Linked DNA regions of Homo sapiens: region 1 is linked to region 2. A link is a contact called in ENCODE Hi-C or POLR2A ChIA-PET data. All regions are on one chromosome and are shown on one strand. The core of a region is the stretch at or near the end of the contact, and the rest is flanking DNA. Distances in the headings are between cores, read along the strand shown.

Region 1 (6,123 bases), core at 1,514-4,013, 90 kb after region 2:
ACCTGCCAGGTTCAAGCGATTCTCCTGCCTCAGCCTCCCGAGTAGCTGGGATTACAGGCATGTGCCACCATGCCCGGCTGATTTTTGTATATTTAGTAGAGAGGGGGTTTCACCATGTTGGCCAGGCTGGTCTCCAACTCCTGATCTCAAATAATCCACCCGCCTCAGCCTCTCAAAGTGGTGGGATTACAGGCGTGAGCCCCTGCGTCTGGACTGAATATCCTTTTTTTTTTTTTAGACGGAGTCTCGCTCTGTCGCCCAGGCTGGGGTGCAGTGGCGCAGTCTCGGCTCACTGCAAGCTCCGCCTCCCAGGTTCACGCCATTCTCCTGCCTCAGCCTCCTGAGTAGCTGGGACTACAGGCGCCCACCACCACGCCCAGCTAATTTTTTGCATTTTTAGTGGAGACGGGGTTTCACCGTTAGCCAGGATGGTCTCGATCTCCTGACCTCGTGATCCGCCTGCCTCGGCCTCCCAAAGTGCTGGGATTACAGGCATGAGCCACTGAGGCTGACCCTTTTTTTTTTTTTGAGACAGGGTCTGTCTCAAAAAAAGGGTGTGTCCCTATCACCCAGGATGGAGTGCAGAGGCTCAAGCACGGCTCCCCGCAGCCCCAACCTTCTGGGCTCAAGCAATCTTCCCACCTCAGCTTCTCAAGTAGCTGAGACCACAGGTGCAGGCCACCATGCCCGGCTAATTAAAAAAAAAAATTATTTTTTGTAGACAGGGTCTCACTATATCGCCCAGGCTAGTCTTGAACTCCTGGGCTCAAGCGATGCGCCTGCCTTATCTTCCCAAAGTGCTGGGATTACAGGCGTGAGCCACCTTGCCGGGTTAAATATCACTTTTAAGGAAATGATCTTCTTACCCAGCTTTCTGGTGTGTGAACACACAGAGAAAGCCTGGCCTCCAATTGTGGGGGCCAACGGAGTGAATGGGAAGAGTCGGGGGACAGTGTGGAGTGTGAGGACAAGGAGACAACCCCCAAGGCAGCGGAGAGAGGGAGTATGGAGCCGCCCTGGGGTCACCTACAGGTAGGTCCTGGCTGCCTCTCTAGACACCTGCCCTGCCGCAGGTCCGGCCAAGACCTGCACAGGGACTCCGGGCCGGCTCCCCCAGGATAGGAACTGCGCCCAGGAGTGCTGGTTTGAGGCAGGTTCCAGCCTCCACTGGGGAAGTGAGGGGCAGGAGGTCCCAGCTGAAGGTCACTCAGGTTGCAGCGGCGTGGCCCTCTCGCCTCCGCCCAGCACCCAGGCCAGCTTGGGCACCCCCGGCCCGTGGGGCATGTCCCTCCGCCTCAGGCGAGCACAGACCGAGCCCTGCCCCTCCCCAAACACACCATTGCGTCCCTGCGCCCGCAGGCCTCGCTGGAAGCTGCCTCCCCTGGAGACCACCCGGCCGACTGTCCAACTTCGGGGCCCCGGGCTTCCCGCTCCCCGCCCTGCCAAGGCTTGAGTCTCTCCCACTGCGTGGCCAGGCGTGGAGGGCCGGCCGATCCGACCCCGAAAGACGTCTCAGCGCTCCACGGCCCCGGGGCGGAGGTCAGGGGTCTCGCCGGCCCGAACGCCGGGCCCCGCGGGGCCGAAGTCCTGATAAGCCACCTGGCAGGAGTGGCTGGCAGACCGGCTGCGTCTGGGGCACCGGGCGCCGCCCCTCCCAGGCCCGAAGCCCCCGGCCCGCGCAGCAGGGACACTCCGCCAGGGGCCGGCGGGCGGGGCGGGGCCGGCGCGGCCGGGAGCCGCGGACACTCGGCCACCGAGCCACCGGCCACGGCGCAGCGGGGGCCGCCGGGCTGCGCCGCCAGGGTCACGCGACGCGGTGCCCGTCTCGGCGCAGGGTCCCTGGGCGTGGCCGCTGTCCCCCTCGTGTGTGGGACCCCAGGTCACCGTGTGGCGTCCCGGTAGTGTGTGGGACCCCAGAGGCGTCCGGGGCCTCCCCGCTGTGTGGTGTCCCACCCTGGGAGAACCCCGGGTGCGTGGCGTGGCCCCCCGGCCGCCCCCAGCTGGTTTGCGGTCGTGGCGGGGGCCTGTGGGTTTCTGGGCCCCGACGGCGGCGAGACGGGCGCCTTCCCAGCGGCGCAGGAAGCGGCCTCGGCCGGAAGGGGGGCCCCGGGCGCCACCGCCGCCTCCGCCTCCGCCCGCGCCCAGCGGCCCTCGGCGGGCGGGGCCGAGCGGGGCCGAGCGGAGTCGAGCATGGCCGAGCGTAGCCGAGTCCCGGCCGAGCGGAGCCGAGTCATGGCAGGGCGGGTCCGAGCGTGGCCGAGTCCCGGGCGAGCGGAGCCGAGCGCGGCCGAGTCCGGGCGGGGAGCGCGCGTTCCTGGAAGAGCCCGGCTGGGGAGCGGGTCACATTCTTGGCCAGCGCTAGGGCTGAGGCGGACGCACGGCAACAAACAGCGCGGGGGGCGGGGCCGGCGCGGGGCGGAGCGGGCGGCGCGGGGCGGGGCGGCGCGGCGGCGGCGTGAGCTCAGCGCCGGGCGCTCAGTCCGAGCCGGAGCGAGCCGCCGGGAGGATGTGCGCCGAGCGCCCCGAGCCCCGCGCCGCCGCCGCGCTCTGAGGGCCGCGGGCGAGAGGCGCCTCCGCCGCCCCGGAAGCCGGGCGGGCGGGCCGCGGAGCCGGCGGGCGGGCGGGCCGGGGGCCGGCGGCGGGCGCGACGCGGCCGGCCAGCGCCGCCGGGACGAGCCGGGCGGGCGCCTCGCGGTGGGAGGAGCGGGGCGGCGGCGGCGCGCCGCGCGAGGACGGCCCGGCGGGCCCCGCGCCCGCGCCCCCGCTCCTCCCGGGCCCCTCGGCCTCGGCCGCCGCGGCGATTCGCGCCTCGCGGCGCCGGCACCTGCCCGCGCGCCCCCCGCGAGCCCCGGGCCCGCGAGCGTTGGCGTTGGCGTTGGCGGCGCGCGCCGGGGCATGCCCCGCGCCTAGAGCCCGGGGGGCGCGCGGGGGACGCGCGGGGGGCCCGGGCGGCGGCGGGCGCGGCGCGGGGCGCGTGGATGTGGCGCCGGGCCCGGGCGGCGGCGGGCTCCAGCGGCGGGACCCCTTCGCCCCGCCCGCCTTCCCCTTCGCGCCCCCGGGCGAGGCCGCGGCCGTGATCGGCCGTGAGCCGGCGGCGGGGGGCGGCCGGGGTCGGGGCCGCGGGCGCCGCCGGGGCGCGCGGGGCGGCGGCGGGGGCCGGGGGGGCCCGGGCGCGCGGGAGCGGGAGCGGCCGGGGGAGCCGGAGCGCACCATGGAGGCGGCGGCAGGCGGCCGCGGCTGTTTCCAGCCGCACCCGGGGCTGCAGAAGACGCTGGAGCAGTTCCACCTGAGCTCCATGAGCTCGCTGGGCGGCCCGGCCGCTTTCTCGGCGCGCTGGGCGCAGGAGGCCTACAAGAAGGAGAGCGCCAAGGAGGCGGGCGCGGCCGCGGTGCCGGCGCCGGTGCCCGCAGCCACCGAGCCGCCGCCCGTGCTGCACCTGCCCGCCATCCAGCCGCCGCCGCCCGTGCTGCCCGGGCCCTTCTTCATGCCGTCCGACCGCTCCACCGAGCGCTGCGAGACCGTACTGGAAGGCGAGACCATCTCGTGCTTCGTGGTGGGAGGCGAGAAGCGCCTGTGTCTGCCGCAGATTCTCAACTCGGTGCTGCGCGACTTCTCGCTGCAGCAGATCAACGCGGTGTGCGACGAGCTCCACATCTACTGCTCGCGCTGCACGGCCGACCAGCTGGAGATCCTCAAAGTCATGGGCATCCTGCCCTTCTCGGCGCCCTCGTGCGGGCTCATCACCAAGACGGACGCCGAGCGCCTGTGCAACGCGCTGCTCTACGGCGGCGCCTACCCGCCGCCCTGCAAGAAGGAGCTGGCCGCCAGCCTGGCGCTGGGCCTGGAGCTCAGCGAGCGCAGCGTCCGCGTGTACCACGAGTGCTTCGGCAAGTGTAAGGGGCTGCTGGTGCCCGAGCTCTACAGCAGCCCGAGCGCCGCCTGCATCCAGTGCCTGGACTGCCGCCTCATGTACCCGCCGCACAAGTTCGTGGTGCACTCGCACAAGGCCCTGGAGAACCGGACCTGCCACTGGGGCTTCGACTCGGCCAACTGGCGGGCCTACATCCTGCTGAGCCAGGATTACACGGGCAAGGAGGAGCAGGCGCGCCTCGGCCGCTGCCTGGACGACGTGAAGGAGAAATTCGACTATGGCAACAAGTACAAGCGGCGGGTGCCCCGGGTGAGTGGCCCCAGGCCTGGGAGCTGGGGAGGATGCGCTTGGGGTGGGGGCCCCTTCTGGACTACAGGCTCTGGTCTCCGAAGGCTGGGACCTGTGCTTCTGCCGTGCCCCATGTCTCCAGTCTTCGCTTTGTTTTAGGGAAATTCAGAGTGTTCCGACTGGCAGGGCCAGAGAGTTTGGTAGGAAGGCCCTCCTGCCCGTTCCCCAGGACGAGCCTGGAGTGCGGGCTGTGGCGGTGGGGTGGGGGGCCAGGCCTGGTGTGTGGGGAAGGCCCGCAGGCCCACAGGCATTGCCCAGATAGGAAGGCACAGGCCTCATGCTCCCGAGAAAGCGGCCTGCCCCAGGTCAGGGAAGTTAGGTCCAGCTGGGCCACGGCCCGGATGCCTCAGGCCCAGGTCTTTCTTGGGGTTGGGGTGAAGGTGGCTGTCCTCGCCCCGAAGGCACCCAGCCTCGAAGACGGAGGGCTGCCTGCCTTTGGGCCCCAGGAGACAGAGCTTGGGTGAGGCGAGGCCTGGTTTTGTTACTGGCTCCCGCTCCCTGTTTGGTGCCTTGAAGTTTTGGGACACAGACACAAAATGAAGCCAGGTGTCCAGGCTTCAGTGGCAGGGGCCCGAGACTTGGCGGCTCCAGCACTGTGCTGGTTGGTCTCCCTGGGCCTGCCAGGGACCAAATCCCAGAGTCCGCCGTGTGGGGTGAGGGCCATTTGGCACCCGGCTGAGGGGCCTGGTCAGCAGGCTCCTGGGCCCGCGTGCTGGAGTTACTGGCGGCCTGCGATTTGCTTTGGACTCACCCATTTCCTTCTCTCCCTCTGAAACGCAGAGGGGTGCGCCGGAGAGGGAGGCTGCTGGCCTGGCTTTGTTGTTTGCCAGTTGGAGGATCTATGGGATCCGGCATGGGCAGCTCCCAGGCCACGAGGTGCCGAAATTACTCAGTGGGGTCCTCAGGAACTTTCCGTTGCGTACCTCCCCAAGTATTTGTAACTTTTCTTTTAAATATCCAGGCTTATTAAATTGCACACACAGAATGCTGCATTGGCTCAGCTATTCTTGGGAGGCCTAATTAATTCAGCTATTGCATCAAACTTTTTTTTTCTAAATCTGTGAATAGATGCTCCAGCCCGGTTTTCTCTGGGCGCCCCTCCAGCAGAGTGTCAGATCGTGGGGAGGAGGGGCTGTGGATGGAAGCGAGGGACTGTCGCCTCTGCTCGGAGGGGGCTGCGGAGGGTGCATGTGTGTGTGCATGTGTGTGTTTGTGTGTGCGCGCTTCTGACCCTGCCAGGCCAGGGCTCAGGTGGCAGCCGCCTGCAGACCTGTGGGCTGGGGAAGGATGCTCGTGGCAGAGCTGCAGACAGACGTAGCAGGCTGGGGCCCTTCGTGTCACACGGGGAGTTGGTTGGGGTGGGCCCGATGGCGCTCCCTGTGGGCTGGGGCCTTTCTTTTTGGGGTGGCCGCACCCTCGTCAGTGCCTGTGGCTGGAGGAAGCCACATGTCGGGGGGGATTGTGGGCTCGTGCAGGCTGCGTAGTGGGTCACCTGTGGCCAAGGCCTGAGCTGCTGGGACACGCTCACGTCACTGTCTTCAGAGCTGATGGCAGAGGATCTCGGTTGAGCAGGGTGTGTCTGCGTTTGTTTTTGTCCGACTGTGGGTCATGTGTGTGCTTGTGGTCTTTCTGTCTTCCTGGGCTTTGCTGGGGGCCCATTGGAGTGGCCAGTGGGGCCTCGTTGTCACAGCTGACACAGAGCAGGGCCCAGGCCACCCGGCTTCTCTCTCCCTGTGGTTGTGAGCGCCGGGGTCCTTGGGCCGCCATAGAGACAGGCCAGACAGGCTCTGGTCATCTCAGCGGATGCCTCCGAGCCGCCTTTCCCTTTTGAAGTCCCCAGCACTGCTCTGAAATTTCATTTACCGATTAAAAAGCAATTCCCAGGCCATACTGACGACGTGCAC
Region 2 (5,972 bases), core at 2,389-4,888:
TGCCCTGAGATTTATTAGGTTAAAGGAAACTCGACTGGAGAGCCCGGGGCCTCGCGCCGCTTGCGTCTGGCGAGTTGTTGAAGTGAAGTCAGTGGCGCTCTGCACCTTAGCCTGGCCCAGGCTCCACTGTGGCGTCCACTCTTCCTCCTCTGACAGTCATGTGTAAATATTGAGGCCCGTTTGAACTATCCCTGTGCGGAAAAAAAGGCCTGTTTTTCACAGGGCTGCCTGGGGAGGAGGGGGGTGGAAAGGAAAACAGGCAGGGGACAGACGGACCCGGCCTGCGTTGGCCTGGGGTGACTTCACGGCTCCACTGTCAGCAAGCGGCCGTCCCGTGGTGGATCCTGTCCGCCCTGCGAGGACACCTGGCTCCATCCACACCTGGGCCTCTGTCTCCAGCCGCCGAGGCCGTGACACCATGAGGATCATGTGAGGAGGGGCAGAGAGAGGCCTCCGGGAGGCCGTCATTCCAGCCCTGCCTTCCCTGCCTGGGAGGACGCTGCGGCCGCCACCACCTGGACGGGAGTGGCCTGTCGCAGCTGCACCCTGCGTGGGCTCGTGGCTGCCACGCTGTTTCTTTACACCTTTCTCATATCCTTTCCAGAATCTATCTACCGCCGGGGAGCCAGAAGATGGAGGAAGCTGTACCGTGCCAACGGCCACCTCTTCCAAGCCAAGCGCTTTAACAGGGTGAGTGGCCCCCTTGGGACTAGTCCCTCAAGGGGCCTTTTGTTACTTTTAAAAGCAAAGAGAGAGGAGGGGAGGCACGTCCCGCTGAGCCCAGGCTGGGCTCTTTTTGGCGCCCGAGGGCAAGGTTACAGAAATGCTTTCTCTGGTGCAGGATGAGGCTTTGACTAGGGCTGTCTGAGGCGGGAAGTGCCCTCCGGGCCTTTCCCTGCGTGGTGGCTGCCCAGTGAATGCTGTCTGTGTCTGCCTGGCTGTGTGACTCTTATCAGGGCTCAGGGCTCACTGGCCTGAGGCCCCAGCCTGCCTGCATCCAGAGTGGGGCGGCCGCATTCCATCCGCATGTAGCGCCAGGGTGTGTGTTTTCAGCCGCACACAGTGTTGCCTAGTAGCTAAGAGTCTCCGTGAACCCTGGAAGCTCCTTCAGCCCCATCCCTGCTTGGGCCTCTGTCTTCCCAGCGGCCACCCACGGGGGCCCTTTCCAGAGGACACTTAGCTTATTTTCCTTGTTTCTCTTTATGATGCTTTTCTAGTTCCTATGAAATGGGTGATTCAGATGCTTTTGTAATTGTTCTGTTTCACAGTGGAAGGGGAGGTGTCTGGGTGTGCCTTGGTGGCCCTGGAGTTGGTCCCACACAGGGAGTGTCTTGGGGGTGCGTGGAAGTATACAGGGCCTGTCCCCACTGCGGGACTCCACACAGAGCCCCTGACAGCCCCTCACAGGAGCGGTGGCCCTGGGGCTACCTTTGCATTCCACACTCACCTGCCACGTGGCCTCACGTGTCAACCTCCGCTGGGTGTACGGCACCTCTGTCTCCTGGAGCGGCCTCAAGTCACCTGCCCCTCCTTCTACTCCCATGGTCTGCCCTCTAGACCATCAGGAAGTTCTGTTCATGTGAGCCACTCCTCCTGCCCCTGCGTGTGCTCGGTCCCTGTCATGTGGCAAGAGTGGGTCTGGACTCCCATTCCTCTTGGGGCTAACACAGGTGAGGATGCAGGACAAGCTCCTGAGTGACTGAAGAGGGGTGTGGTGGGAACTAGGCTCCAGGAGATGAGCAGGTCAGCACTAGGAAGACCTGGACATTGCCTGGAGAGCCCAGAGGACTTCCTGGAGGAGGAGGCATCTGATCATACTGCCTGGGAGGTCAGTGCAGAGGAGATGCCAGGAGCACCGAGGATGTGGCAGGCACGGGAGAGTCCAGCCAGTGTCTGGGAGGCCCTGAGGACGAGGTTGGGGACACCAGGAAATGGGGAGCCTAGGCGGCTGTGTGCTTAGGGCAGGTGGGTGTGGGTGAACAGGCAGTTTGGCTCAGGCTGGGACTCAGGAGAGTGTGGCTGGAGGTGGCCACATTGGGAATATCTGTGGAGTATGGTGCCAGGGAGTGTTGCAGCACAGAGATCCCGTCCGCACCCCAGCCCACCCTGGCCGCCTTTTCTGAGGACACACGTTGTGAGTCTTCTGGGGCTGCAGAACACAGCACCACTAACTGGCAGCTTAAACAATGGAAACTTGCTCTCCGGCAGTCTGGGGCTGGAAGTCCAAAACGAAGGTGTCTTTATGAGTCAGGGTTCTCCAGAGGGATGGTACCAATGGGATGCATGTACATGAAAGGGAGTTGATTAGGGAGAACTGGCCCTCGGGCGCACAAGACGAAGTCTTACGATAGGCCAGCTGCAGGCTGGGGAAGAAAGAAGCCAGCAGTGGCTCACTCCGAGTCCAAAAGCCTCAGAAGCAGGGAAGCCGACAGTGCAGCCTTCAGCCTCTGCCAGAGGCTCCAGAGCCCCCGGCAAACCACTAATAAGTCCCGGAGTCTAAAGGCCCAAGAACCTGGAATCTGATGTCCCAGGGTAGGACGAGTGGCAGGAAGCATCCAGCATGGGAGAAAGATGAAAGCCAGAAGACCCAGGAAAACTGCTTCTCCCACCTGCTTCCGCCTGCTTTGCCCCAGCCGCACTGGCAGCTGATTGGACGCCACCGCCCACCCACATTGAGGGTGGGTCTTGCCCTCCCAGTCCACTGACTCAAATACCAGTCTCAGGGCAGCGCCCTCATAGACACACCCAGATGCAATACTTCACCAGTTCTCTAGGCATCCTTCAACCCAGTCAAGTCGGCGCCTGGTGTGACCCATTACAGTGCCGCAGGGCTGCGCCCTCCTTCCCCCGCAGCCACTGGTAGCTGCGGGCAGCCTTGTTCCTGTGCTGGCAGAGGAACCACTCACCTCTGTTTCCGTCTCCACATGGCCTCCTCTGTATCTGTCTCTTCTGTCATTCTGCATGACGGATTAGCCCAGAGTGAACCCTACCCACCCAGTGACATGGGCCAGGGCTCCGGGCAGCACAGGGTGTGGCCTCTCACTGTGCAGCTTTGAGGAGAAAAGTCCATTCTGCCGATGGCAGGTGCAGACCATAAGTGACCCTCCCCCTCCCCACCACCACCAGTGAGCAAAAGCTTTTCCTTTCCTTCCTGCAGACACTGGAGGAAAGGGTGGCAGGTGGACCCACCACAGCCCCGCTCTGCTGTGGAGGTACAGCCCTTCTGGGCGTGTGAACGAGCCAGTTTCACAAACACAGAGGCCAAGGCGAGAGTGGCCCGAAAGCCTGCAACCTGACTGCTCAGGGAGGGCGGCTGCCCTGCAGTTCAGCCTGTCCGATTCCCGCCTAATTGTGCCCGGGCTCTGATCTCGCCACCTGCTCGTAACGTTCTCTGTCCGGACCTCAGAGCCGCTCCATGTAGTGCTCACTTCATGTTAATTGCAGGACCACTCAGATCACCTCTGCTGTCACTTAAAAGGGGCATTTCAGGAGGAAAGCACTTGGTTTTGTGTGAATCAGTAAGACTTAAAGGGGAACAAGCACCCAGGAGAAGAGAGACTTTTCCGTCCTCTTTGTTGGTGAAGCGAGGATGAAAGAGTGGGCATCCGTCGCTGGGGACTGGGCTCCCCGCCCAGCTCTTTCTGTGCACTTGAAAGCACTGCCCTTGGACTTTGAGAAGGAAGCGTTCAGTGGGGGAGCCAAAGGGAGAGAGCCAGCGAGGTTCTGAAGAAGGAGGTGAGGAGGGGCTGCCTCCTCCATGAAGGATGGTGCCGGGGGTGGCAGGGAAGCCCACTCAGTGGAACAGAACTGCTGGGTCAGAGCTGGCCCAGGGCTGAGCACTTCTTGCAGAGGAGGGAAGGGATCCTCCAGTAAATCCTGAGGAGGTGATTGGTTAATTATCAGCCCAGGAATGGGGGGTGAGGTGGGTAGGAATCCAGGCTGCTGGCTCCCATCACAGTAAACGGCAGGTGGATTGAGGTTAAAAAAAAATCACAGGGCCCGGCGCAGTGGCTCACGCCTGTAATCCCAGCACTTTGGGAGGCCGAGATGGGTGATCGCTTGAGGCCAGGAGTTCAAGATCCATCTGGCCAACATGGTGAAACCCATCTGTACTAAAAATACAAAAATTAGCCAGGCGTGGTGGCACGTGCCTGTAATCCCAGCTACTCAGGAGTCTGAGGCAGGAGAATCACTTGAACCCAGGAGGCGGGGGTTGCGGTGAGCTGAGATTGTGCCACTGGGCGACAGAGTGAGACTCCGTCTCAAATAAATAAAAAGAAGAAACCTAGAAGCTGTGCAGATCTCTGGAGAAAAACCGGGCAGTGAGGACCAGAGGGTCTTTAGACTCAGCCACACAGAATTTTCAGATTTTTTCAGTTTCCAAATTAAATGCAAAAAACATACAGGAAAGGGGTTTGTAGCACGTAAAACCCAGAAGAGATCCAGACATCTCACACTTAGAATTGAAGAGCTCCTACACAAAGGCTTTTGGTAAATGCTGGGACCGAGAAGCTGAGAACCGGTGTGAATGGTTAATGAAGTAAGACTGTAATTGTTTAGAGATGAGGACAGCATGACCTCCACAGGTGATCAGGGAAACACAAGACATTTTCTCTGTCAACATCAAAGATGTTAAAAGTAATTAAAGCCGGCCGGGCGTGGTGGCTCACGCCTGTAATTCCAGCACTTTGGGAGGCCGAGGTGGGTGGATCACGAGGTCAGCAGTTCAAGACCAGCCTGGCCAAGTTGGTGAAACCCCGTGTCTACTAAAAATACAAAAAAAGTAGCCAGGCGTGGTGGTGGGTTCCTCTAATCCCAGCTACTCGGGAGGCTGAGGCAGAGAATTGCTTGAACCCGGGAGGCAGAGGTTGTAGTGAGCCGAGATGGCACCACTGCACTCCAGCCTGGGCGACAGAGCAGGACTCTGTCTCAAAACAACACAAAACAAAAACAAAACAACAAAAAAGTAATTAAAGCCCAGGGTTGCTGTCATGGGGTCTGCCAACCCTGGGGATGTGGGACAGGCATGGACCCTACTCTCTGGAAATCACGCAGAAATGTGCAGCGATGTTCCCATCCTGCCTCTCTTCAAAAGAAATCACCCGTCATTCGGAGGTTTGTGTATGGGGAAGATCAGCTCAGCATTATTTTTACAAGCAAGAGTGGGAATCGTGTCTGGAGTTAGCTACTCCCTTTGCTGTGAACAACCCACTCCACCACGTGGGGTATAAACCATGGTAGGGCCACGTCTCTGAGCTGTGGCTGCTGGAGAGCCCTCTGCTGGTGGCACATAGGGCACAAGTGCCGCAGGGACAGCTGGGTGGATGGCCCAAGACTTTGGCCTTTATCATGAGTGGACAGAGGAGTGACCACTTGGGTCCCTGGAGAAGAGGCTATAGAGAGTGAGGGTGGGGAAGGGAGATCAGAAGATGCCATCCATGAGCAGCAGTGCCTGTCAGATTTGGTCCAAGCAGTGCCCTCAGGTGGCTGGCAGAGGCCAATGCAATTCCTTTTCAAGCCAGCATCAAAGAATTCCTGATGATAAATAAATCAGGCATCTGAGCTCGCAATGGAAAACCACAAAACACAGTGGGAAGCAGGATATCCTGAGTCCAAGCTGGTAAAAGCCCAGACAGAGGCTCCAACCATCAGAATAGGTAAGGGTGTGACAGGTCTAAAACATGAAAATGGGCGATTGAAAATATGAGCAGGAGGCCGGGCGCGGTGGCTCACGCATGTAATCCCAGCACTTTGGGAGGCCGAGGCAGGCGGAGTGCCTGAGGTCAGGAGTTCGAGACCAGCCTGGTCAACATAGTGAAACACTGTCTCTACTAAAAATACAACAAAAATTTAGCCAGGCGTGGTGGTGGGTGCCTGTAATCCCAGGTACTCGGTAGGCTGAGGCAGGGGAATGGCTTGAACCAGGGAGCTGGAGGTTTCAGTGAGCTGAGAACATGCCACTGTACTCCAGC

The links. Hi-C counts contacts between places; a loop is a spot of excess contacts on that map. ChIA-PET counts read pairs that join two places held with the same protein, here RNA polymerase II (POLR2A). Pooled maps may share reads with other maps.
Region 1: a loop to region 2 is called in a map of dorsolateral prefrontal cortex, with 2.0 times the contacts of the local background. The contact joins the promoter of SKI here to the enhancer-like site in region 2. A Hi-C loop is called at or near these places in 2 of 168 maps with a recorded cell type or tissue (CD8-positive, alpha-beta T cell and dorsolateral prefrontal cortex), 7 of 37 single-sample maps with no recorded cell type and 13 of 50 pooled maps. POLR2A ChIA-PET finds 5 or more read pairs at or near these places in 7 of 52 experiments (CD4-positive, alpha-beta memory T cell, K562, PC-9 and 4 more).

The regions. Positions count from the first base shown.
Region 1 is chr1:2,225,556-2,231,678 of GRCh38, forward strand. It overlaps SKI (SKI proto-oncogene), which reads left to right and starts at 2,764. Exons shown (of 7, transcript NM_003036.4): 1 at 2,764-4,180. The coding sequence starts at 3,212. RefSeq lists enhancers at 685-1,505, 5,335-5,996, 5,643-5,692 and a silencer at 1,825-2,594.
Region 2 is chr1:2,134,658-2,140,629 of GRCh38, forward strand. It overlaps PRKCZ (protein kinase C zeta), which reads left to right. Exons shown (of 18, transcript NM_002744.6): 5 at 605-690. Among named protein-coding and RNA genes, the nearest start is that of PRKCZ-AS1, 46 kb to the right of the region's middle. RefSeq lists enhancers at 2,257-3,205, 5,301-5,884. Within about 2 kb of position 3,639, at least 6 of the 41 ENCODE cell types and tissues checked have a DNase peak (open chromatin) inside an H3K27ac peak, as active enhancers do; they include dorsolateral prefrontal cortex, where a contact is called at or near this core.